Regions from separate parts of the Mus musculus genome. Here all the other regions are linked to region 2. A link is a loop called in an ENCODE intact Hi-C map of the cell type or tissue named here. Cell type or tissue: left cerebral cortex. All regions are shown on one strand.

Region 1 (8,000 bases), 63 kb before region 2:
GTTGTTCCTCTGATAGGGTTACAGATCTCTTTAGCTCCTTGGATACTTTCTATAGCTCCTCCATTGGGGGCCCTGTGATCCATCCAATAGTTGACTGTGAGCATCCACTTCTGTGTTTGCTAGGCCCCGGCCTAGTCTCACAAGGGACAGCTATATCACCGTCCTTGCAACAAAGGCTTGCTAGTGTATGCAATGGTGTCATCGCTTGGAGGCTAATTATGGGATGGATCCCTGGATGTGGCAGTCTCTAGATGGACCATCCTTTTGTCTCAGCTCCAAACTTTGTCTCTGTAACTCCTTCCATGGGTGATTGTTTCCAATTCTAAGAATGAGCAAAGTGTCCACACTTTGGTCTTCGTTCTTCTTCAGTTTCATATGTTTTACATATTGTACCTTATATCTCGCTATACTAAGTTTCTGGGTTAATGTCCACTTATCAGTGAGTACATTTCATTTGAGTTCTTTTGTGATTGGGCTACCTCACTCAGGATGATGCCCTCCAGGTCCAACCATTTGCCTAGGAATTTCGTGAATTCATTCTTTTTAATAGCTGAGTAGTACTCCATTGTGTAAATGTACCACATTTTTTGTATCCATTCCTCTGTTGAGGGACATCTGGGTTCTTTCCAGCTTCTGGCTATTATAAATAAGGTTGCTATGAACATAGTGGAGCATGTGTCCTTCTTACCGGTTGGGACATCTTCTGGATATATGCCCAGGAGAGGTATTGCGGGATCCTCCGGTAGTACTATGTCCAATTTTCGGAGGAACCGCCAGACTGATTTCCAGCCCACTCTCACTTTCAACTCACACTTTCTCCCTTAGGAATCTCAACCTTCCTACTCTCCTTGGATGAAAACCTCCTGGGTTGTATCTTCTTGCAAACATGTGTGACCTGGCCACCCTCTGGCAGTGTGGTGCCTCCAACAGTACCCGGTGGGCCTTCTAGCCAATGGGTGTCCTATCGAGTGGACATTTCTCTCCTCGAAAGCTCTCAGGACATACCCGAGGCTAGACCTGAACTATGTATTCCAAAGCGGCCTCTCCAGTTCTCTTTCCTACAAGCAGTATGCTCCTCAGTTTTCACAGGAATACCTTCAGCTTCTGTCTGCCTCTCTGCGCCTTCATTCTGGGCTCTAGGCCAGTCCCAGAGCCATCTTTTCAAACTTCAAGTCTGACCTGGAGCTTCCCAGTCTAACTCGTTCCTGCTTTCCCAGGAAATGTCCTGATGATCTGGCCTCATCTGGCCTCCTCGCCTTTATTACACCTGGCCCACATCATCCTCCAGTCTCCTGAAGGGACCAAACTCCCCACAGTTCACTGCTCTTATGTGAGGCCACCCTCTCTGGGAGGCCAGGTCCCTCCAAACCATCTATTCTAGGAAGCTGTACCCTTCCCCAAATCTTTTCTCTCATAGTCTATTGGTTTTGTTTTTGTTTGTTTGTTTATCTATTTTCCATTAGCTGATTCTTTCAGGAGAAGGCCTGTGCCTGATGTCCAGTTTAATCTGGAGTAAGGTACTTTCCATGCAGTAAATATGCAATAAATGACAAGAAAGAATGAACGAATAAGCACTAAGTTGGATATAACCTTGAGAAACATCAAGCTCAATGGATAGAACTCTATCAAATGTCCCAGGCTAAGCTCATGCCAGCCTCTGGTCAGACCCTTGCAGGAACTGGAGCCTACCCCCAGAACTTGGAGTGCCCTTTCTTTATATTCCTTCAAGACAATCCTGCAAGTATCCCAAACTGTCATTTCCTCCTGGAACCCTTGTCTCCTCCAAGCCCACTTCCATCCCATTCTGGTTACTCTATAAACCACTCTGTGGACAAACCCCAGCTATTATGGGTTGGTCTGTCTAGATCCACTCCCTTTTGCTGTTTCCATAGAAGATGTGACCATTTCTAAACCACTGCACAGGCAATGTGACCAGGCTCAATTTAGAAGTAGCCTGACAAACCTTCATCTGGGACACTGGTTGGCTGGTCACAGCAAGCCAGAGGACGTGTCCCTGTGAGTCTATCACTCCTTAATGTATGCCAAGTCCTGCTCCCCCTCCTCACCTAGGAAGCAGCAAAGACTCCCAGATGCATCTCTACCAGAGGAATCATGAGAGCAAAGCTATGCTTTAGAAGGCTGCTGCACGGCCTTAGAAAGTGGGTGGTTAGAAGAGATGGGTTGGCAGGGCAACAGGTGAGATGACCTATGAAGTTCTGCTTCAAGGGAGCCAGGCTCTGAACTTGAAGGAAATCCCAGAGTATGGAAGTCCATTATCTCCACCTCCTCAGAACGCTCAACATACCAGCAAGGAATGCCAGCTTCATGTAGCTTCCAGGAGGTTTAGGAAAGCTATGGAGAAAGAGTTTCAGGTACTTTTGGGTGGCCACAATAAGGTAGAAGTTGTCTGTGTCTTTCCACAGGGAAAATTAAGGCTCAAGAGAAAAATCAAGAGGCACTAGAGAGGAAACACCGGCCTCTTCAGCAGCCTTTCCCAGTGAGAACATCTAGGTCCTGCCCTACTCTGAGCCTTTCTGACAAGGTTCATGAGTGAGCACTCTATGCGGCACCATCAGAGACACCCTGCTGGCAGTCAGGAGACTAAGTCTTCCAGAAGCTAATACTGAAAGCCAGGGAGGAGGACAGTGGGATTTCTGACCCCACATACTCTCCAAGATGTCGTGTAGACACTCCCCTGAGCCCCATTAAAACCCTTTCTCCTGGCACGAAGTCGGGAGGGGCACACCTCAGCTTCCTGTTCTGACACCACATGATGTTTGCACCTGCTGATCTCACCTTCTCCCGACATATTTAAATGAAATGGGAGGGGTGCTCAGAATTCTGTGTGAACTCTAAGAAAGGCTGTGAATGAGCTAATTACCCCTGGTTCTCCTAAACCTGCATTTTACACCTCTTTGTAACAGCAGCTGCAGCTGCACTGGGGGAAAAGAACCCATCTGAATATGAAGCTTCAGATGACTTCAGCATGACCATGCTGCTACCTAGCCCCACTCACAACTCCCAGCCCCAACAACTCGTCCATGTTCTCTTGAAAGATTCTCTATTTGAGGGGAACCATCCTTGGGAGAGAAGATCCTCGTGGGGCTTATGGGATGGGAACAATCTCAGCCCATCAGCCAGAGGCTCTCTGACCATGAGAAGTCTAGGGAAGATGAGCCAATCAATTCTGTCCTTGTTCCTGTGCACTCAAACAGTGCCTTCTCTAGATTTCCTGCATCTGTCACAGACTATTACAGCTAAAGAAGGACTCCCCAAGTCCATAACTACACCCACACATCTCTGCCACCCCAGTCCTCCTTCTCTTTGGCCATATCTTCAGAGTGAAGGAAGACATATGGACACAACCCTAGCATAACACCACCAGCAACAGTATCTGGAGAGCTAAACACAACCTCCACTACTCGAAAGACTACAGCTCGTGTAGGCCCATGTTTCCATTGTTCTTAAGACATTCATTTTGTCACGCTGAGTTGAGTGAGTAAGGATTGGTGGTGCTTTGTTGTGAATTTCTGCATATAGCTGAAGAAAGAGTTTGTAAGGCAAGATAATTCTTGGCCTTATTCAACTGTCATCCATTCCTGCAGGCACAGGTCATCATATTAATGTAAGTGTGTCCTATTTCCTATCTCCTTTGACTTTCCAATCAAGCAGACCACATACTCCAAGGACCAAGACCAAGGACAGGAGTGAGTGGCCCCTAACTTTGGCACCATGTGAGTCCCGCCCCCTGCCATCAAGGCCTTAGGTTTTCCCAAGGAAAACCAAGAACTGCTGGAGTCACAGAGAGAGCAGCTGGTCTTTTTCTCTGTGTTGCCTCCTTCCCATGTCAACCCAGAAGAAACTGCAGGTGGCACCAGAGTAGCCTGCGAAGGCTGAGGAAGGATGGAGGAAGAAAGCAGAAAATGAAAGTCAATGTGTAAGGGTCCCTGCCCTCCAGGCTGCTCATAGCTGCTCATAGCTGCTCATAGCTGCTCATAGCTGCTCACAGCTGCTCATAGCTGCTCATAGCTGCTCATAACTGCTCATAGCTGCTCATAGCTCATAGCCTGTTCGAGGTTTCCTACTGATGGAGGAGCAGGGGCACTCTACCTCAGGCTGAGAGAACTGGGACAAGGCAGCACCCCTGCCCTTCAGGAGCTTGTCTGTCTCTATCTCCCTCATTAATCCCACCCAGTGGAAGATGACCGGAACCCCTTTCCAATGTGGGTGACTGACACTCAGCTGTTGTTCTGTCTCATAAATATCACAAATAATTTAAAGGAATAAGTCAATTTTTTTTTAAAAAATGGAATCTAGATCAGAGACAATGCAAAGCTAAGCATTGGAGCATTTTATGCAGTAACAGTGGAGTGAGCACTTTGAAACTTTGAAGCTGAAAAGCACTTCTCTGTACATTGTCCACATGGCAATTCTCCCATCCCTGTGTTCACCATCTGGAGGTATTCTGCATGGGGACTGTTGTCCCTGTCTTCAAGAGGAGAAGACTAAAGCTTAGGTAATTCCATGGTTTAACATTGGCCACATAGATAGTCCCTACAGCAGAATTATACTTGATCCCACTCTCCTCCCAAATTCAGTGTTCATGTGAACAAACTATTCAAATGGGCAGACATGAAAGCTAATAAAACATCTTGAATTCAAAAAGAAGAAGAAGAAGAAGAAGAAGAAGAAGAAGAAGAAGAAGAAGAAGAAGAAGAAGAAGAAGAAGAAGATTCTAGAGTGATTAGACTGTCAACTCCAAAAGAGCTCAGACTGGAGACAAATTGAGAACAGTAAGAAAGTAAGATACTCATATAATGCAGGACAGGAATGGTAGCTCAGTGCTTAGCACAAGAGCAGCTCAGGTGTGGTAAGGCCTCAGCATAGCCACCACTTACCATTCTCAGGAACTGGCCCAAGGCTCCTTAGGATGAACCGGTCCAATGGAATCTCTCTGACTGCTTCAATAGGATTACTGGGCAGATCAATCAGGACAATGCTCAGCATTTGGTACTGGTTGATTAGCAAAGCACGCCGACATCCTACTGTCACAGTGGCAGAGAGGACCACGTGGAGTTTCTGTCACTTGAAAACATCTTTTCCAAATTCTATTGATCAGTAGATGAAACGCTGAATTGCAACATACCAACTTTGCTACTAGAACCCACGTGCCCAAGGGCAATGGACACAACTTCTCTGTGATTCCACTTCTTCATTAATGAAGTAATGACAGCAACCACCTCAGAAGAACAGTGGTTGATTGCCAGATTGCAGATGGGATGCAAGAACAGAAAAGCAAATACATAGAAGGATATATGTGTATATATACATATGTATGTATGTACATATGTATATGTGTGTGAGTGTGTATGTGTATGTAGCTGTTGATGCTATTATGTTATACATTCAAACTTCATAAAGGCAGTTCTATCATTATGTTGTTTCTTCTCACTCAGCAATTTTTATCAACAGTTTAAATGGGAAAAATGTAGAGAACAAGGTCAATTGTCCATATGCAGATCTGGGAAGGACTCCCACAGGTTTCATGTCTGACAGTGGTATGGCCTGGGGACATACCATTCTCAGAATTTTCACCAATCCTGTGCCTTCTGTCCTGAGCTACTCTACAGAGGAGCAGACCAGTTACAGCTGTATGTTCTGTTCAGAGTGTCCCATTTTAAAAAGTAATACTGAGACAAAAGGTCAATGGCTATGTGTGGTTATCATCAAAGCAAGTGATACAAATGTATGAAAATGTCATAACACAAGATATTACTATAATCAGCATACACTGATGTATGAGAAGAAACTATGTTGAAATTCAGGAAGGCAGAAACATAGCAAGGCATTGAGAGATGACATCAGATGAAAAGTTACCTATGTTTGGAGGCTGGGCCAAAGCACTTGCCACACAAAACTGGAAATCTGAGTTCAGACCCTCAGAACCCGAGTAAAGCTAGGTATGATCACTCATGCCTGTGATCCCAGCACTCCTACACTGAGATGGGTGTGGCAGAAACAGAAGAATCCCTAGAAGGTCATGGACCAGCTAAGCTGCTATACCAACAGAGACCTTATCTCCAACAATGAGGACCAACAACTGAGGTTGTCCTCTGGCCCCACACAGGCACACCATAGCACATGTGTTTCCATAGCCACATATGTGAATACACATACACACAAAAAGATACATAAAAAACAAAAGAATGAATGTTTTGTTTGGTGACATCATTTAGACGACGGCATTCGTGCTCTGTTTACTGCATGGCTTTTGAGAGGCTGGATCAAGTCAGGAAGGGAGAGATTTTGCCAAAGAGAAAAAGAGAAATCTAATTCAACAATGAAATAGTGTGTTCTGTTCTGTTCTATAATGAACTTCATATCATAATCATTGTCAACTCAGGGGCTTAGTGTCCAGTTGTCAGGGATGCTGATGAGTTAGAAGCTCTTAAATACATCCCCCGACTCTCAGGTCTGTGGTATTAGCCCCTCTCCCCTGCACAGAGTTCTCTTCTGCATATACTTTCCCCTACCAAGGTCTCTGTGGAGCTCCGAATCCCACAAGTTTATGGGTCTATGAGATACATATTAAACAATGAAGGATTGATTCGGCTGTCTAGATGCCTGTCAGTTCTGAAGATTTCAACACTGTAGCAAGTGACGCTCTGGAATCCTAGAAGAATCGCCAAGAGTATCAGGAGCTTAAGCTTCAGGCAGCCTACATTGGGGACCTCAGTTGCACAGGCCAAACGCTGCATCACCGCCTCCCCCAACCACCCACTATCACCATGGCAACCATCAGGGCTGCCTGCCTAGGCAAGGCTCTTGGATTCAGGCAGGGGGAGGCCCAGTTTTTCCTGTGATTTCTCAAAGTAGTAGGCCCTAAGGGGAAGCAGGTAGGAGGGTCCAAGAGGGAGAGTTTATTCTATTCTTCCCCAACAAGATGCCTTGGGCCCACCTCAATACAGGGTCAGGCTATTACTTGACCTTATCATCTTCTTAGTCCAACCAAAAGAACAGGAGAAGGAGCCACTAGGGAATCTCAATATTTTTAGAAGCACGTCACTTAGCAACCTAAATGTCCCATTCTTTTCCACCCTTCCCAAAGCCCAGGGAAATAAATACAGTATTGAGGACTCCAGTATTTGGCTCCAATGCAGCACGAAGATGTAGTAATAATAATACTTTCTATTTTTGTAGAAATAAAGCTTGCCTTCCAAGGAGCTCCAAAAGTCTTGCTAAAATTAAGACACCAATCTCTCACACCCAGCCCCCTCTCCCTCTCTCTGCAAACTGCCCAGGGATGACTAGTTCCATGCCACGTGACTAAAGCCCAGAGCCAGCAGGGACTTTTACGTGTGGACTCTAAGACACAGAGCAGGAAGAATTCCTCTCCTGGTGCATTACTATCTGCCACAGAGGAACAGCACTCACTTACAGAGTAAGAATAGGAAACATCGGGGTTTCCCAGGCGATTGCCAGCATAGCCTTTCTACATTTCCTTTGACCCAGAGAACCATTTTCTTCTTCCAGAATCTCTGTCTTCCTTCATTTCCCTTTAATGGTCTCCAACAACCACCCTGCTAGAGACCTGGATCTGCCCATGCACTGTTGACTTCGACTCAGGTCACCAGTCTCTTCCCATCTCTCTCTCTCTCTCTCTCTCTCTCTCTCTCTCTCTCTCTCTCTCTCTCTCTCTCTCTCTCTCTGTATCTCTCTCTCTCTCTAGGAATCCAGGAAGAATCTAGCCCCTATCTACTGTTCCAACAGCCACCATATAATGATAGATCCCAGAAGTCCAAGGTCCCCTGCCTTAAACTCCAGTGCTCCTATAAGAGTGCTACCCAATGGTTCAAACAGCACATTGAACTCACAGAGCCAAAACCATCCTCAAAGCTCCACACTTCAGACTGCTCCTTATCCAGAATGTTAACACACCTCAATATAGGGAGTCACCCCCCAGCCTGAGGTTCAACTTTGATTCCCCCTTCCCCCCATCC
Region 2 (8,000 bases):
GAAGCTGTCTCTAAAGATATGTCAAACACACAGAGCTAAACTGTATGAAGGGAGCTGCGTCTCTGTAGTTTCCAAGACCACCAGTGGCAAGAACACTTGGGAACTTGTGATAAATAAGAATTCTGAGACCCCAATTCAGACTTACTGAGTCGGGAACTCCAAGAGCCCAAATCCACCCACAGAGCTGTATTCTAATAAAGCCACGCAGGTAATTCTGAGGCAAGCCGAAGTTTGGAAGCTGAGGCCTTAATGAATCCGGTAGAGTGCACACATCTGACTTCAACACAAAGGACCCAAATGAGGCATTAACCCTGATGCTGATGGAAATCACCTACTGAAAGAAATGGCAGCTGACAGAACAGTGGCAAACTAGTTCCCAACAGCACACAGCTGGAAATTGCCAGGATGTTAGTATCTGTTGAAAATTCATTTCATGCTTTTTCGACTCTGACCAGCCCCGTGAGAAAATGATCTGAAACCAGGGGAAAGTGGTACACTATCAAAAACCTTTCAGCTAATGAATCCTCCGCCCAGTTCCCAGAGCTTCCTGGTCCAGGAGGCCACTCACAACTCCATGTGTCTTGACAATGACACTATATAGTCTTTCCCCAGCAAAGCTCCATGCATGGAGCTACCCAGGGCACTTCTTTTACAACTCACCAGTTACCGACTTTTCTGCTACATCTCCTGATAGTACGCCTCCCTGAAGGGCAGAAGGGCTGACAGACAAACCTAAAACATACTTTCCAGATTCATCAGAGATACCATTAAAGCAGGGCCAATGGTGTCGATAAAGTCAAGCTCCTGAGATGACACAGCTGTGACAGAGATGGAGATCCACTCTCATGAACGAAAACACCATGCCTGGCACAGGTGCCGCACCGAGCCTCTCCCTTAAGCTACATAACAGGGACAGATCCCAGGAACCTGAGACTTGCATCTAACCAAGCGCTATATTTCCAAGTCTAAGTTCAGTCTCTAACACTATGGGAGGGGTTTAGGGGGAGAACAACTCCCATGAAGCAGTCACTGCTCTATTATGGGGATAACTCAGATAAGACTTTGTGCTGCTGTTTTCTTTGGTGTGGCTTGTCTTTCCCTCTTAAGGGCACATATTCTAGCTATTCTTTGCTTTCCAGAGATATAGAGATATGCGATTCATCTGAGTTTATGGGGGAGCGGGAGGGATCGAGACCAGAGATGGCCATTAAAGAAACATATTTAGAATACTCGAGTGAAGACGCATCTCAGACATTTCCTTGAAATGAGCTGCACACACAAGAGAACACTAGATCAGATGAGCCTAAAAACTTTATGCCATGCTTTCTGTCCTTGATTAAATGCTAGAGACATTACAGGGAAGCCCACACAAGTCCTCTCTGTGTCGGCTTAGAACATGGTAAGGGAAATGATGTGTAGCTCTCATATATCTGGAACTTTTTTTTTTAAAGAGACTGCTTTAAAAGCCATGTGGTATGCCAGTGACAATGACAATGGTGGCGGCAGCCATAGTGGACCCCTCTGCAACACTCCACCCCAATTCCTATCTGAATTCTCATTGGGATTTAAAATGTTTACAGAAGCCTGCATCTTAGATCAGGGGCTCAACATGAAAATGCCAAGCTACCATGAGGAGTCTGAGTGACCAAAACTTAGGGACATAAATGCCTTCTTCTTAGCCCTGATCTCTAAGTCAAAGGTAATCAGCTACCTATTTGTCAGGTACCTGAAAGCAACAGGGCTGAGTAGAAGGCAGTCATTATACAAATGGCAAGCAAAGGCATGAAGTCCTTACTTCTCCGCTAAGGGGATATCTCAGGTAAGACTTTTAAGTTGTGTGTTGCCGTTTTCTTTCCCTCTTAAGGGCATACAGTCCAGCTATTCTTTGCTTTCCAGATTAAAAGTTTGTCCTCTAAGCTGCCTTTCCCCATATCACAGTCTCACCATAGACAATAGAGGAGTTAAAGGAAACAGTTGGTGTCTGATACTGGTCCTTTTCAAAAGACCATTGTCGTATCTAAGCAGAGGCAAATGACCTTGCTTTTCTGAAAATTCCAAGAAAAACCCACACATAATGATGAATTACTCAAAAAGGCTGAGCCTAAAACTGAGAAGAAGAGACAGACAGAAGGATGAAATGATGGGTAGAAGCCTGGGCTGGAAGAGGAAGGGAAGGCCTATCCTCTGGCTCCCTGAGTAAAAGAGGATTAATTATCTTGCATTGAGGTCTACTCCTTCCTGTCTTTGTGGTCAGTGATAGACAAATTGTGTGTATGTCCTCTGCGGGACTGGACTCTCGTGGTGGGTAATGGTGTCCTGTGAGTGCCCAGAGTGGGGAACTATGAAGAGCAACAATCCAATGGTCCAACAGGTATGATGAAGGGGTCTGCATGAGTTCTGATCTCTTAGCAAATTTGACTCCCTTTTGCTTTAAATAAGAGTACAAAGTCTGAAGGAAACCAGATGTCCCTTTAAGGAGGGAGGAAAGAAACAGGTATGTGGCACCTACATCACGGACAGTAATGGCTCTCAAGAGATAAGCAGCGTTAGAAGAAGTCACTCATTCCAATCTGGATCTTTGAGGAGGAAGAAAGGCCTGTGCTCACTATTTTTTCTTCCTCCTTTAGTTCATACTGTGTGCTGCACCTATTGAAAGGAAGGCAACAGCAGGAAAGTGGGTGGGGGTGGGGGGATAACAGGACACAAACCAATAGACCAAACTATCACACCCAAGATATGTTTGCTTTCATCCTCGAGTCGTTTTGTTGCTGTGAATTTGTTCATTCCAACTCACTTTCCAGGTTGTCTCCCACTTACAAATGGCACTCACTGTCATAGCCAGGCTTCCCTCACCTCATACAAAGGACAAAACAAACAGGCAATCCTAGGAACCCCAGAAAACAAAGGTCATGCCAACCCCAGTCATGGCATCTACAGTCAATGGAAAATATGAGGACCCCACATCCTCTGCCGGCAGGATTGCAGATTCCATCCTTGTTCATTCCCAGCGTCCCCAGTCAAGACTCACGATCTACTGGAGTTACATCAAACCCAAATTTCTTACCAGGCCTGCAGTTTACTATCTTGCAAAGCATGTATATTTAGAGGCAACCAGAGAAGTCAAGAATATGCCAAAATGGGAGATTTGAGAACTAACACTTCCTGTAATCCTCAGCAAAATCCTCCAAATAAATTTACAATTCACTGAACAATTTACAAGGGGGAAATCTGTGATACGCACACATAGCCTCAGACCCATATCCAGAGTGCAGAGGAGATACTGAAATTCTTCACGAGAAATCCTACATGCACAACCCCGGGTTCACTATAATGAGCTTCATCCACTCAAAGGCTACAAACACATTTGATCTTCCTACTCTGAACTGTTCCTTCCACATGAAACATGTGCTTGCCTGCTGAGATGGCCAAGTAGGTGGAGGAAAAACAATCTCCCATCTATGATGTAGAATCTCTTAAGTCAGACACGCCACTTCGTCCCTTCACCCCTGACCTGAAAAAGTGCAAACAAGAGTAGGCTATCTCACAAACTATGTCAGAGATCCCAAGTGCCTACCCACATAACTGTCCCTGAGAAAAGAACAGGCAGAATGGCAGAGTGCAGTACAGAGAGCAGCAAGTAGCTTCCAGAATAGCCAATGCCCGAGGAAGAAAGAACACTTGTTAGATCTATTAGATGAGCAAGCAAGCAAGAAAGAAATGCCATAAAATGGGATACCACATTTTAAATCAGATTAGCATTTTCAAAAAGACTACATTATCATCTGCAGAAGAGAATGTCGTGAGGAAATAAAACGATCTCCCTATGCAGATGTAGCTTCTAAGAAAAAGGAAATGCATTCAGAGGGGGTTGTTGCCTTTCCGCCATCTTTCATGTCAAATCTGGGTTTTATTGTAGACATTTGCCTTCAAATTAAAACTAGCCAACCCCTATTAAGAGCAAGATAAGGCTCTCCTAAGTCAGCAGGTAAGCACAAATTAAATCACACCTTTTACTTAGCTCATCCTTTCAGATCAATAAAATTAAAATCCCTGACATGTAAGAAAAAGACCTTACCATCCTAGTTCCTCGGTGACTTTCTGTCACAAAAAAATAAAAAGAAAGAGAGAGAGAGAGAGAACAAAGTTCAAAAAGTGTCGTGCACAGCAATTAAAATCTGCACCTGGATGACTGCATGTTCGTACCAGAGCCGGTCTTAACAACACTTCCTAACAATGTTCCTGTTGTGAAAATCTGACCCCCACAAAGAACAAAGTAGTTCTTAAACTGGTCACTACTACCACCGGGAGTACAGTCAGTTATTGACACATTAATCACCTGTGTGTGATTTAGCAACTGTGAAGTGGAACCCAGGAGTCTGGATTTTGAATAAGCTCTCAAGTGATACAGACGAGGTTCCTCACTCTCAATGAGATGCAAGAATCTAAATGACTTCACCTTGAATGTCAGGTCCCACCTTGCAGGTGTGCAGAAATCCCCCGAAGGATTCCATTAATAATAATGGATGCTTAGTGGGTAATTAGGTAATGTTCCAAACACTTGGCACATTAACCCATTGAATTCTCCCAGTAACTCTTTGTTATCATCCTGATTTTACAGGTAAGAAAATTGAATCCTAGAGTAATGAAGTAACTTTTCAAGGTCACTGGGGCTTCTGGAGGAGCTGAGCTTTGAACCCAAGGAGCCTAATTAGAGAGCTTTAAAGGTAACTCCTGCTCACACTGATTCTCAATGAGATGAAGCAGGTATTTGGGGAAACTGGATGCTGGGAACTGAAGGGAAGGTGACACTAGCTAGCTCCTATGCGCCTTGGAAGAAAATGCAGAGCCCACAGAGGCACAATGCTTCCACGTGGTCACTACCGGAGGGAATACATTAGTCAGTTACACTGTACAACCAGAAGGGGAAAAAAAATCCAACCAGCTTCCCCTCAACATCTTAGCAGATGTTCTCTGAACAGGTTACAACAGCCTACAGGCTGTAGGAACACTGTACAATGTCTAAGTATGCGGAGAGCAAAGATGTCTGGGACAGGACACTGAGGATGAGAATAGAATCCATTCCCTCCGGAATCTCTCCTTTGGCGATCCTTACTTCATTTTGGCTAAAGGGAAGAATGCATAAAATCGAGCAGCACCTTGCTCTCAAAGCTCCTGGTGGAAAACCCGTGTCTTTGCGGCAGAAATGAAAAGAGGAAAAGGCTTTGGTGTTGGAAACGTGCTTCGTGTCCCAGTCCGGGAGCTTGAGCTTAACCGGAAGTACCCTGTGTGCTGCACCCGGTGACTTGGGAGCTCAGGACCAGCCAGGGAGTTTTGATGGCGCTGTCCGAGGTGCCAAGGAGGGCTGTGACCACACTTTGCCTTCTGTGGGACTGAAAAGCTGCTTTGTCTACTGCAAGCAAACGGAGAAGGGGGCTGTCTGGAGGCGGGGTGTCCTAAGCAGGTCACAGCAAAGGGGAACCTGGTGGGTGGGGAATCTAAAAGAACTGTAGAAGGTGGTCGAGGGAAGGGACCTTCCCTGAGAGACCAGTAGAGTACTGCTCCAAGGAGTTATTTGCAGCCGCCCGCCGCAGCATGCAACACAATGCAATCAGTCCGCCTTGTGCAGCTCACTGACTGGGCATGACTGCAGGGACCGGACCCCTCCCCCGCCCCAAGCCCCTATCTAAATAGTTCAACCCAAGCACTCTATGGCCCGGATCATTCTGTGGAGGTGGGAGGGGGAGGTGAGAACTGGAGAACAAGGAGGAGAAAGGGAGAAACCCAGCCAGGGGGTGTCTGTGGGAGGATGTGAACAGCAGCAGGAAGCATCACTGCTTAGAGATGCTGCTTCGTTTCTAATGAGGTGCTGCTGCCTAGAAGCACCATGCACCAGCCAATCCCAAAGCAGCTGAGGCAGGGAACTGGAGGGGTGGGGGAGAGAAGGCCAAAAACTAGAGGTTGGGGGCTGCAGGGGATGTTCAGGCCCTGGGGGGAAGCAAGATGCCTTGCAAACTAATACTTGAACCCCATCCCCCCCCCACCCCAGCCTCAGCTTTCTCACTGCTGCACACCTGAGAGGAGGGTTGGGGGAGGGAGCATGGGGCAAAGAGGAGGAGTCTCTTTTGCAGGTGTATTCTTCCCAAGAACCATGTCTCCAGAGGCACCAAAGTCCCTGTCCCCAAGAGGACCCCCCACATCTAGCCTCAAAACATTGGCTTGCCTCCTGTAATCCCCTGAAACACCCTACCAACCTCAACTCCTAATGGCCTTGACAGGCATGCAAATTCTTAGTGCAGAGCAGGCAGGAAGCTGCCTGATCAGCAGCCTGCATTCAGTGCGCTTGGTAAAACCTGCAAAGATGTTTCTTCCATCCTAGCCTTTTACTCCCAAACCATCACCTCCATAGATGACCTACCCACTCCTTGTAAAGAGCAACACCCTTGGCTTTAGAGAGAAATTGTTTGCACACCTCTGACCCTCAGCTGATGGGTTCAGGCCCAGTAGATCTATGGTTCAGTATACTGGGAGAGCAGCCAGGTATGGCAAACATTAAGAAGCAAGAGTAACAACCCAGGACCAAGAAAGGAAGAACACACCTCCTTGCCTGAAGAAAGAACTCCAACTTTGAGCTCTTTGGGCTGGTGGTGACATGATCATCTCCCCTGACAGGCATTCACTTTCAGTAGAACTTAAAGTTGGTCTCCAGAGTTAGCTGAGTCCCTAGCCCAACGCCTTTTTCATAAGTACTCATTTGTCTTCTTGTATACATGGGTCTACTCTTTGGAGCTTCTCATCTGGCAAATCCCTCCCAGAACCTCAACTTCTCTGCTGGCAGACAGTGCAAGTGTCTTCCCAGCTGGTAGGAATGGGAGCAGAGGGACTGGCTTAAGTGGTGGAAAAGAGAGAACTGATTATGAAAGAATCCTTGAGATTTGAGGTAAGCCAAACCACATGGAGTGCAGCTTCTGAAAGGGTTAGGACTTTGGGGGTGGCCAAGAAACAGACAAAGCCCAGAAAGAGGCAGATGTCTCCACACCAGGCACCTAAGTACACTTAGAGATTTCCACATGGAAAATAATCCCCAAAACCAAAAGTCTTACCTTGAAAACCACTACTGCCCAAATAGGTCTCCGGGGCATCAGGCTTGCCCCGTGAATGCAACAAGGTAGGGTGCACTTGAGCAAAGGGGCAAATTTTGGCACCAGGAAGGGGTGGGGAATAGATTCCATGCTAGGTGCCCCCCCTCACCCGATGGAATGCAAAGGGGGAGAGGGAAGTCATGGTGGGTAAGAAAGGATATGGCCAATCGATGAGCTTCTTGGCGTATTTCCTGACAATGTTATCTTCTCCGAAGATGAACAGGGATCTGTTGACCGTGAAACAGTTCTGCCGGACTGGTATGGGGTTGTACAAAGCCATAGTCCGCGCCCTCTGCGCTTTTGACTGCTTGTAGGCGGCCGCCGGCCCCGAGGCCGGGACGGGGGTTCCTTGTCGGTTCCTGCTCTGGTCCGAGTCTCCATCGCCTGAGCCTGGCCTGCCAACGACCACCGCCTCCCCGAAGCGAGCCATCCTGAAGTTTAAACAGACAGAAGACACACAAAGGTGATCGCCGAACACCCGCACACAACAAGAGGCAGAAAAGACACAGGCAGGCTCAGAGCCTTATCCACACAGGCGCAGGGACCACCGCCTCTGGGGACCCCTGCAGGCTCTTCAGCCCTGCTCTGAACTGTTGAATCTAAAGGCAACCTCTGCGAAGCTCCATTCCTCAAGAAAAAAAAAGAAGAAGAAGAAGAAGAAGGGGGTAGGGCTTCTAGAGGGAATATTTTCCCCCAAAATGCCAGCGTGGGGTGGTGTTCAGGGACCGGAGAGGGGTGGAGAAGGTCGGTCCTCAAACATAGCTCCTCTTCTGGCACACGTACCACCTGGCTGAGAGAAAGGCAGGCACTGGTCCGCTAGGTAACAGTTTGCTGATTTATTGGTCGGGGTGAGGGGTAGAG
Region 3 (8,000 bases), 110 kb before region 2:
TACTGGCTTGAATGTTTTCTGTATATAATTAAAGACCATAAATTCATTTTTTTTAAAATAATGAATACAGTCTTATCTATATGGCTCACTGTTCTGGGGGTTGGGAAATCTGACATCAGCTTCTGCACAGCATCTGGTAAGGGTCTTCATGCTGGGTCATGGTAGAACATAGGTTACATGGTAAGATGGAGCAGGTGAGCCAAAGGGTACTGCCTTTGTTTTAAAGCCACTCCTGAGATAACTCACTAATCCAAAGTCCACTCATTAGGACAGTGCCCTCACAATGGAGTCAGCTCCCAGTTGGTCTTTCCCCAAGTATCATTAACCTCTGACTTTAGGGATTCAATTCCCAACACGTGAATACAAAGGCCAAACACAAATACCACAGCAGATGCCAAGAGGAGCTAATTAGACAGATAAATTGGGAGCTCAGAAGTGTTCTGGGTGAGAAGTGTAAATCTGAGTCATCCGTGTATAGACTGAATAGTCAAGGGACTGTCAACAGGAATCCCTTGGGAGAAAGTCTGTGAGGAGAGAGGAGAGCCCCAGAGGGGAGGAAGCATCAAGACAGACAGAAGGTGTCCTGTCATGACCCCACAGCTGTGGGCTTTAGAGCGCTGGGTGGGGGGGAGTTGCTAAGAGGTAAAGCACAGCCCATTGGTGGTCTTGGAACAGAAGCTGGAGTCTCATTTACACTGCGCAAGCATTCTATCGTCAAGCTACGTCCCCAGCCAAAGGCGGAGCTTTAAATCTTTACATGAGCTCAAGCTTATATTCAAACACACCAATGTAGACCCAAAAATCTCCCTCTGATGAACTCCAGTGAAAGCCAAACCCCTCTGTGTGCTGAAGAGCACACCCTATCCTGTCGTTGCATGGCTGTACACTGCCTCCTCCCCACCAAGGAAGCCCAAGGTGATGGAATCAAGCATCATCTTCCAGACCTGGTGCTGCTCTGAGGATTGCTGGGAGGTGACAGAAATAGCCACATAGATAATAAAATCTGTGCAGCTCCCGAACTCTTAAGAGCACTGGGCATTGATTAAAGTTTCATACCTCCTCCATCACCACCACCCCCTTTTCTCTTCCTTACTGTCTCTCTCTTGGTTGTTATTATCCCAGGCCCAGGGACATAAAGAAAATACAGTGCATGCGTGTAGTGCTCTTGGATTTGAGATTTCCACATATTCCACTCAGCCTCAAGCCTGGATGGGACTCACAGTAGAAACTCCTGAAAGATTGAGCCCAGAAAGCGCTTCTCTTTCCGGCCCCACTTCTTTTCCTGCCTCTATGTCATTTCTTTGCCTCTTTGGGGAGCATGTCTCCTTCTCTCCAGCCCTCACCTTGTCTCAGCACTCTCCCCCTCCCCGCTGACTCCCATTTATTTCTCCCTGCTTCCTCCATAGTCAAACGCATGAATGTTTGGGGCATGCATGCACACTGGAAATTACTTTGTTTTCTCTTCTTTTCCTTCCTAGCTCCATGTCTGGCCTGCTTTTCTTATCTCTGTTCACAGAGGGGAAGTGATCAGCTACAGTGCCTGACTCTCTGGAAGATGGACAAATAAGTTCCCATTCCTCCTCCACTCTCAGAATGACAAGCAGGAGGAAAATGTAGGGTCACTGCTCTCCCTTTGTTCTACAAATTAGACTCGGTCAGGAGTTAGGCTCATTCTGAGTTCCACTGAAAAACTCTATGCCAAGATGTGGGCAGTATCTCTGGATCAGACTCGGGCCTGAAGAGACCAGAGAAGCTCTGAATGGCCTCCTCCAAAGGAGGTGCGGAACCAGATCAGGGCACAGGTTCAAGTAGGGCAAGGTATTGAGGAAGCACAGTTCTTCCGCAGTCCCACAGGAATCATGACAGGCAACCCAATGTCATCTGAAGTGACTTGGCAGCTGCTCACCCTTGTCAATAGAAAGTGGCATTAAAAGCCTAATTACATGAGAGTAAGGCCTGGCACTCTGCAGAGAATTGAGGCCTGATGTAGACACTTCCCCCAGGGACTGGTCCAACCACACCGCCTCCTCCTACTTCTTAGTGGCCAATCTGATACCAAGAAAACACACAGCTAACCCCGGCCCCATTTCTACATGATTCTGAACAGGAGCCTTTCCATGAAGAACACTGTCTGTAGACTTTCCAGAGGGTGGCACAAGGCCCCAGAATACAAGGGAACTTGAAAGTAGACAATTGAGCCTCATTCATGGAAGTCATAAGGGCCTTCCTTTTAAGTCAGGATGAGTCCAGACATCCTGATCCAAGCTTGACACCTTTCTTCAAGAGTGTTTTCAGGAGAGAAAACTGCCCAACTCTTTCCTCCTCAGAGGAGAGCAGAGAGTTACTGGCAGTTAGTGGGAGGGCGATCACCCAGTTCCACCTCCACATTGTTTCTCTTCTGCTACTAAGCTGAAGCAAAAGCTGACCTCCCCTCCCCCTGGTACCTGCTGGTGAGCCAGATACATTGCAGGACACAGGGACACAGGACACAGGACACAAGACACATGACACAGGACACAGGACACAGGCAATAGCAAGAAGAGGGAGATAGCAGGAAGCTGGCTCCTCTATAACCAAACTCATTCCTGGGCAATCCAGAATTCTTCAGTACAGAGGATCAGAGGTGAGAAGTGCTAAATAGCTCCTGACCACTCCCACAACCCTTGGGATCTCCATCAAAAAGACAGGCCTGCTTTAGCATTCTCTCTTATGAGGAAAGTGTCACGAATGAAGCCAGTAAGGAAGCACAGCAGTGGGAGACTGGTCTCTCCTGGAAATACTAATTGCAGTGCTTGCACATGCAGGGCTTACTTAAAAAAAAAAATCCTGTCTTCATGCGCAGCGACTCTCCACAAATCCAAGTGTAACACATAAGCATATTAAATAACTTTTCTACTTCCCCTAAAGCCCTTTTAATGACACTCATTTTGAGATAATTGTAGCACAATAAAGAAGGGCACAGACTCTGAGAGCAAACGCCTTTCTTTTCTCAGCTGTGAAGTGGGAAAGCAAGGATCCAGTTCCCTAAGTTGTTGAGAAAATGTGCCCGTAGCCTATCAGAACAGCGCCTTGCATCTCAAATGGATGCAGTAAGCATTTGCTGGAATCCCTCAACCTGCTCTTTCCAGAATACTAAACACCCCCAAGGAGCTAAGTGAGACCTCGCTATCTTCTTGAGGATTGTAAGTGTTTCTTCCTGGTTTTAAGTTCGCTTAGATTCAAACCTTATCTACAAGTGTTTGAGGCTTGCCACAGCACCAGTGCTAAGCCTAAATGAAGCCTCAGGAGGGCTCCCTTGAGAATCCTGATCCCGACATTCATCCCCCTGCTAAGGAGGTTAATTTCATGCTTTAACTGTGGATGTTTAACAAATGGTTGTTGATTTTGTTCATGGCCTCAAAAGAGCCCACTGTGGAGTCATAGAACCCCAAATCCAAGGTGGTCAGTATGCCTAATGATACTAAAGACACCTAATGTGTAGACCCAATCCAGATGGCTTCCTGGAATAGGAACACTGCTCTAAGAGGCAAATCCAGTCCCTAATGGCATCTCAATATTGCATAAATGTACCTCACTAATCACCAGACAGCCTGGTGCAAAGATAACAATAACTAACAGAGCCCACCAAGTCCTGTTCTGTCATTAGTCTATGCAGCAAATGTTTACTAAACAATTACCTTGATATTTCTCTAACGGAAACCACTTGCCCAGTACATGAGACAAAAGCCCTGTCCTCAAAAGGCTTACAGTTAGTGGGATGGCTTATCCCATAAAGAAAATCAAAGGAGAAAGCATATACTGTCATAGAGTTAAGCTTTCTGGAGAAAAATAAAGTATACAGAAAGAGATCCACTTTAAATACAGTAAGGTTAGGGAAGACTTCAAGTTTAAGACTCAAAGGGAGAAAGTGAGCTAGCCATAGTAGGGAAAAACATCCCAGCAATGTTCAAAGGGCAGGAGAAATCCTACTGTCTTCTATAGTAACGAGGCCACTGTGCCTAGAGCAGATGAACAAAATGAGAGAGGATGGGCTAGAAGGTTTTTAGGAACCTGTAGATACTTTCAAGAGTGTTGTCTTTTGCGCATCCAGACAAGCCTCCATCAAAGGGTTCAGGGGACAGAAGTAGCATGCTCTGACATGCACCCGAAGGGGACACTCTGAAGTGAGGTGGTGTGCAATCAGGGAGATACTGCGTTAACTCAGGAAAGAGACTGTGGTAGCCTAGACCACTGAAGATCAGAACAGGTGTGGGATTTCCAGGTAAATCTCAAGGAAGGGCCAAAAGAAATTCCTAATGGGCAAGGTGCAGGACAAAAACAGATGACAACATTGTCATCTTAAAACTAAATATCTACAGGTCTAATAGTGAGTTACAGATCTGAACAGTGGTGAGTGGATACATGATGCAGATACTCTCAGTACTGTGTAATAAAGAGTCAATGACTCAGAGCAGGAAAGGAATCCAGCTTTAAAAACCATCAGCTTGATCCCAGTGCTGAGGAGGCATAGACAGGAAGATCCCTGGGGCTTGCTGGCCAGCGATCTAGCAGGCCCAGAGAACTCTGAATGAATCTCATCTGTCTTGAAAAATATGTTGGTGAGCCAGACACGGCGGTATATAATTTTAATCTCAGTGCTCAAGAGACAGAAGCAGGTGAAAGTCTACCAGTTCAAGGTTAGCCTGGTCTACATAGAGAGTTCAAGCTACCAGGAATACATAGTGAGATCTCACCTCAAATAAAAGTCAAAGAGTGATTGAGGGAGATATTCAATGTAGTTCTACATGCATGTACACATACAAGCAAGTATGTACAAACACACATGGATACACATACAAACCAACAAAAATCACTTTGAGAGGCTATGTAATTTTATGGAGAACGAAAGAACCAAGACCAGATTGACTTAGACTCTCCCTCCACACCACTTTGTTACAAACCTGTACCTGGCTCAATGTCTGATAAATCAGTCTCTGTCATGTCCACAAAAGTGATCCTAGAGCCTGGTCTGCTAAGAGGCCTGCTAACGGTGTCAACAAAATGCTGTAGCTATCAGAGCTCAGCCTCTTGGTCCTCAATTTATCTATACCTTCTCTTCAAAGAATCCCAGCTGAGCTCATGGCTCTACTGTCATAAATAAACTGAATAGTCTCAAATGTCTACTTCAAGTTCTAACTCAGCCTCAGACCCACATATCCCTCCTGTACCTTAATCAAATGACTGTAAGGGGTTACTGGGCATTTCTAACTTTCTCTCCAAACAAATTCTTAGCCTTGACCTGCAAGCAGTCCTGTCTTTGAGTTCCTCCACTTCAGAGAAAGACACCGTTGTTGTGCTATGTTAATGTAGCTGAGGAGCTTTAAATCCTCCCTTCTCTTCTATCTCACCTTCCACCCAATAGAAAGCTGCCAGGACCTCCTCCTCTCCCTCCTCCTCTTCCTACTTCTTCTTTTAAGATCTATTTATTTTATGTACATGAGTGCACTGTAGCTGTCTTCAGACCCACCAGAAGAGGGCATGAGATTCCATTGCAGATGGTTGTGAGCCACCATGTGTTTGCTGGGAATTGAACTCAGGACCTCTGGAAGAGTGGTCAGTGCTCTTAACTATTGAGCCAACTCTCTAGCCCCAGTACCACCTTCTATACAGACCTTATGTAAAGATCTGCTTAGCTCTTCCACCTACACAACCATTCGGATTCCATTACTTCTCCCACTGCCTTCTTCTTCTTTCTGTGCCTCACCAAAGGCACTCTCCATGTAGCGAGTAGAGTGAAGCTTCAGCACATGATGGATTTTATAACTGCTCTCCCCTCAACACTAAAGACAAAAATGCAAACTCCTCACAATGGTCTGAGCTAGCTCTCTCTTCTCTAACCCACTGTCTCCCTCTCTCCTTTTGTCTCTTGGAGTCCTCCAGCCTCCTTGTCTTTCTAGCCATTCCAAAAACTACTCAGACAACTACTTGAGGTTCCTGCATTGTTGGTCCTCCATCTGAGAGGTCCTCCCTCCAGTTACCTATAGGTCTTTCTCTAGGACTTTATTTTCTCCTTTAACATTAGCATTCAATGTTTTTATTGCCTCCCAGAGACTGAAGGTAAGTTCCTACCGCTGAAGACACCATGCACTTCTGACACATGGGATTCAGAGGATCTAAGCTAACTGAAAATCTCCTCCCACAGGACTTGTTCTCATAGTAACAGAGGTGCTATGCAAGCTACCAAAGGAAAGAAGCAACCAATAATCCTACTCAGTTGTGAAGACTATGAACTACAATGACCAGCATGACAAGCTATCCCTAAAAGTGCAATGGTGGCACTCATGTCTTGGTGGTAACCAACAGCTGTCTCATTGACTTAGCCTCTCAGCAAGTAAGAAAACATACCTGGAACTGGAAACCTAGCCAACTACCCAAGACCAATGTGTTCATAAATCTTAAGAGGAGAACTTATTATTACCACTCTAGTAAACTGTAATTCACAGATACATTCTAAATACTTACCCTTATACCCATAGATAGGTATAGCTTCCAACTCTCACCAAAGAAACTTTGCTTTGCAACAAGCAGAGACTGTTACAGAAAACCAAATCTGGTCAACATGCAGAGTACAACTACAAAGGGGTGCCTGACCATAATGGATATTTTTAGTATAACTCCTATACCCAAGGTTCAAAGAAAAATGGTGGAAGAGGGGGCAGAAAGACTCTAAGAGCCATAGAACCAGGAAATCTACTATAAGCTTGTGTCTCTTAGAAATAACCTGGGCACTTCACCAACAACACTTCAACAATATTGCTGTCTAACCAGGATCTTTCTACCTCTTTGAAGGTAGAAAAGGTTTCTCCATAAAGTCTCTCCTGACTACTCCAGAAAGATATTTCATGGCTGTCTTTATGCCCTGCAGTACTTGGTCCATATGCTTAAAGGCCTTCAACACAGTACTAAGACAGCCACAGAACACAAATTGTGCTTGGTCCATATGCTCAAAGACCTGCAACAAAGTACTAAGATAAGACAGGCACAGAACACAAGTCATGCTTCTCTCCTCAAGACCAGGAGCTTCTGCCTTCCCATAGCTAATAGGCCCAGGAGTCACAAAGTAAGCACTCTGGTATGTGGTACATAAATTAATCTGACCTCTTCAAATCACCTACTTTTTCCAATTCTGTTCTAACTCATGGAAGCAGGGAGGAATTGAAAGAAACGGGGCTATCTAGTTCAACAAGGCAAAACTCTCCATCTGAGTAGCTATAAAACCTTGAACAGACCTGGATCACTTGGTTTATAAAATAAAGACTAATCAAAGTCACCCTCAAGACTATATACACACAGTAGGTATCAGATGAATAGATTAGGCATACCTGTCTCTAGTTTTTCTGTCTTTTATCGCTCATATTTTTTTCTAGTCTGATGTTTATAGAGATCTCAGGTACATGTTTTGTCCTGGGAGAAGAGAAGAAAGGAGATAAAAGAGGCCCATAGATATCTGATGGAGACGGAATGTTCGCCCACTGAGAGAGTCACAACTGCAGCCCTGGAAAACAAAATACCATTGGCAAAACACAGCATACTCCCTTGTCTCCTCTAAAACCAACTGCCCATTCACTACTGTATAGACCCCCAACTGTAAAGCCACAGAGGGTCCAAATCTCAAGGAGGCTATAAATACTGGGTGGGTCTAATGAAAGAGATAGGTGGCCATAGCTGTAGAGAATATGGAAACTCTTCCCAATTACAACAGGAATTTAATTAAGGAGGAGTATGAGACGTAGATGATTTACAACCCCAGGCTGCTCCTTTGTTACAAGAGTAGAGAGAGCCACAGGAGTCCTGCCTGCCCTTGGCCCTCTATCCCTATATTCTTACTTGTCATTCTTCCTGAGTCTTCCTCCTTCTTTGGTCTTGAGGACTTAGGTCCCTACCCCAAGGACAGCGCAACCTCAGACACATGTCACTGATTCACTGTCCCAGCATATACAAAATCGGGAGCTTCTACTTCC

What was found. A loop is a pair of places that touch in the nucleus more often than their neighbours do. Peaks named below come from ENCODE experiments on the same cell type or tissue, not always from the same donor. Only the 100,000 strongest peaks of a DNase experiment are listed, where the experiment ranks them.
Region 1: it touches region 2 in a loop (2.1-fold over the local background); 4 of 42 quality-filtered maps call a loop at or near these places.
Region 3: it touches region 2 in a loop (3-fold over the local background); 4 of 42 quality-filtered maps call a loop at or near these places.

The regions. Positions count from the first base shown.
Region 1 is chr1:154,654,884-154,662,883 of GRCm38, forward strand. The region is part of intron 3 of Cacna1e (calcium channel, voltage-dependent, R type, alpha 1E subunit); the gene reads right to left. Among named protein-coding and RNA genes, the nearest start is that of Cacna1e, 67 kb to the right of the region's middle. In left cerebral cortex, a CTCF peak has its summit at 3,860 (motif pointing right); DNase peaks (open chromatin) are centred at 3,357, 3,861, 4,449, 6,788 and 1 more place; H3K27ac peaks cover 1,834 bases.
Region 2 is chr1:154,718,351-154,726,350 of GRCm38, forward strand. It overlaps Cacna1e (calcium channel, voltage-dependent, R type, alpha 1E subunit), which reads right to left and starts at 7,570. Exons shown (of 47, transcript NM_009782.3): 1 at 7,301-7,570. The coding sequence starts at 7,569. In left cerebral cortex, a CTCF peak has its summit at 4,929; DNase peaks (open chromatin) are centred at 3,371, 5,166, 5,841, 6,231 and 4 more places; H3K4me3 peaks cover 4,629 bases; H3K27ac peaks cover 2,848 bases.
Region 3 is chr1:154,607,118-154,615,117 of GRCm38, forward strand. The region is part of intron 6 of Cacna1e (calcium channel, voltage-dependent, R type, alpha 1E subunit); the gene reads right to left. Among named protein-coding and RNA genes, the nearest start is that of Cacna1e, 110 kb to the right of the region's middle. In left cerebral cortex, a CTCF peak has its summit at 5,506 (motif pointing right); a DNase peak (open chromatin) is centred at 3,137; H3K27ac peaks cover 202 bases.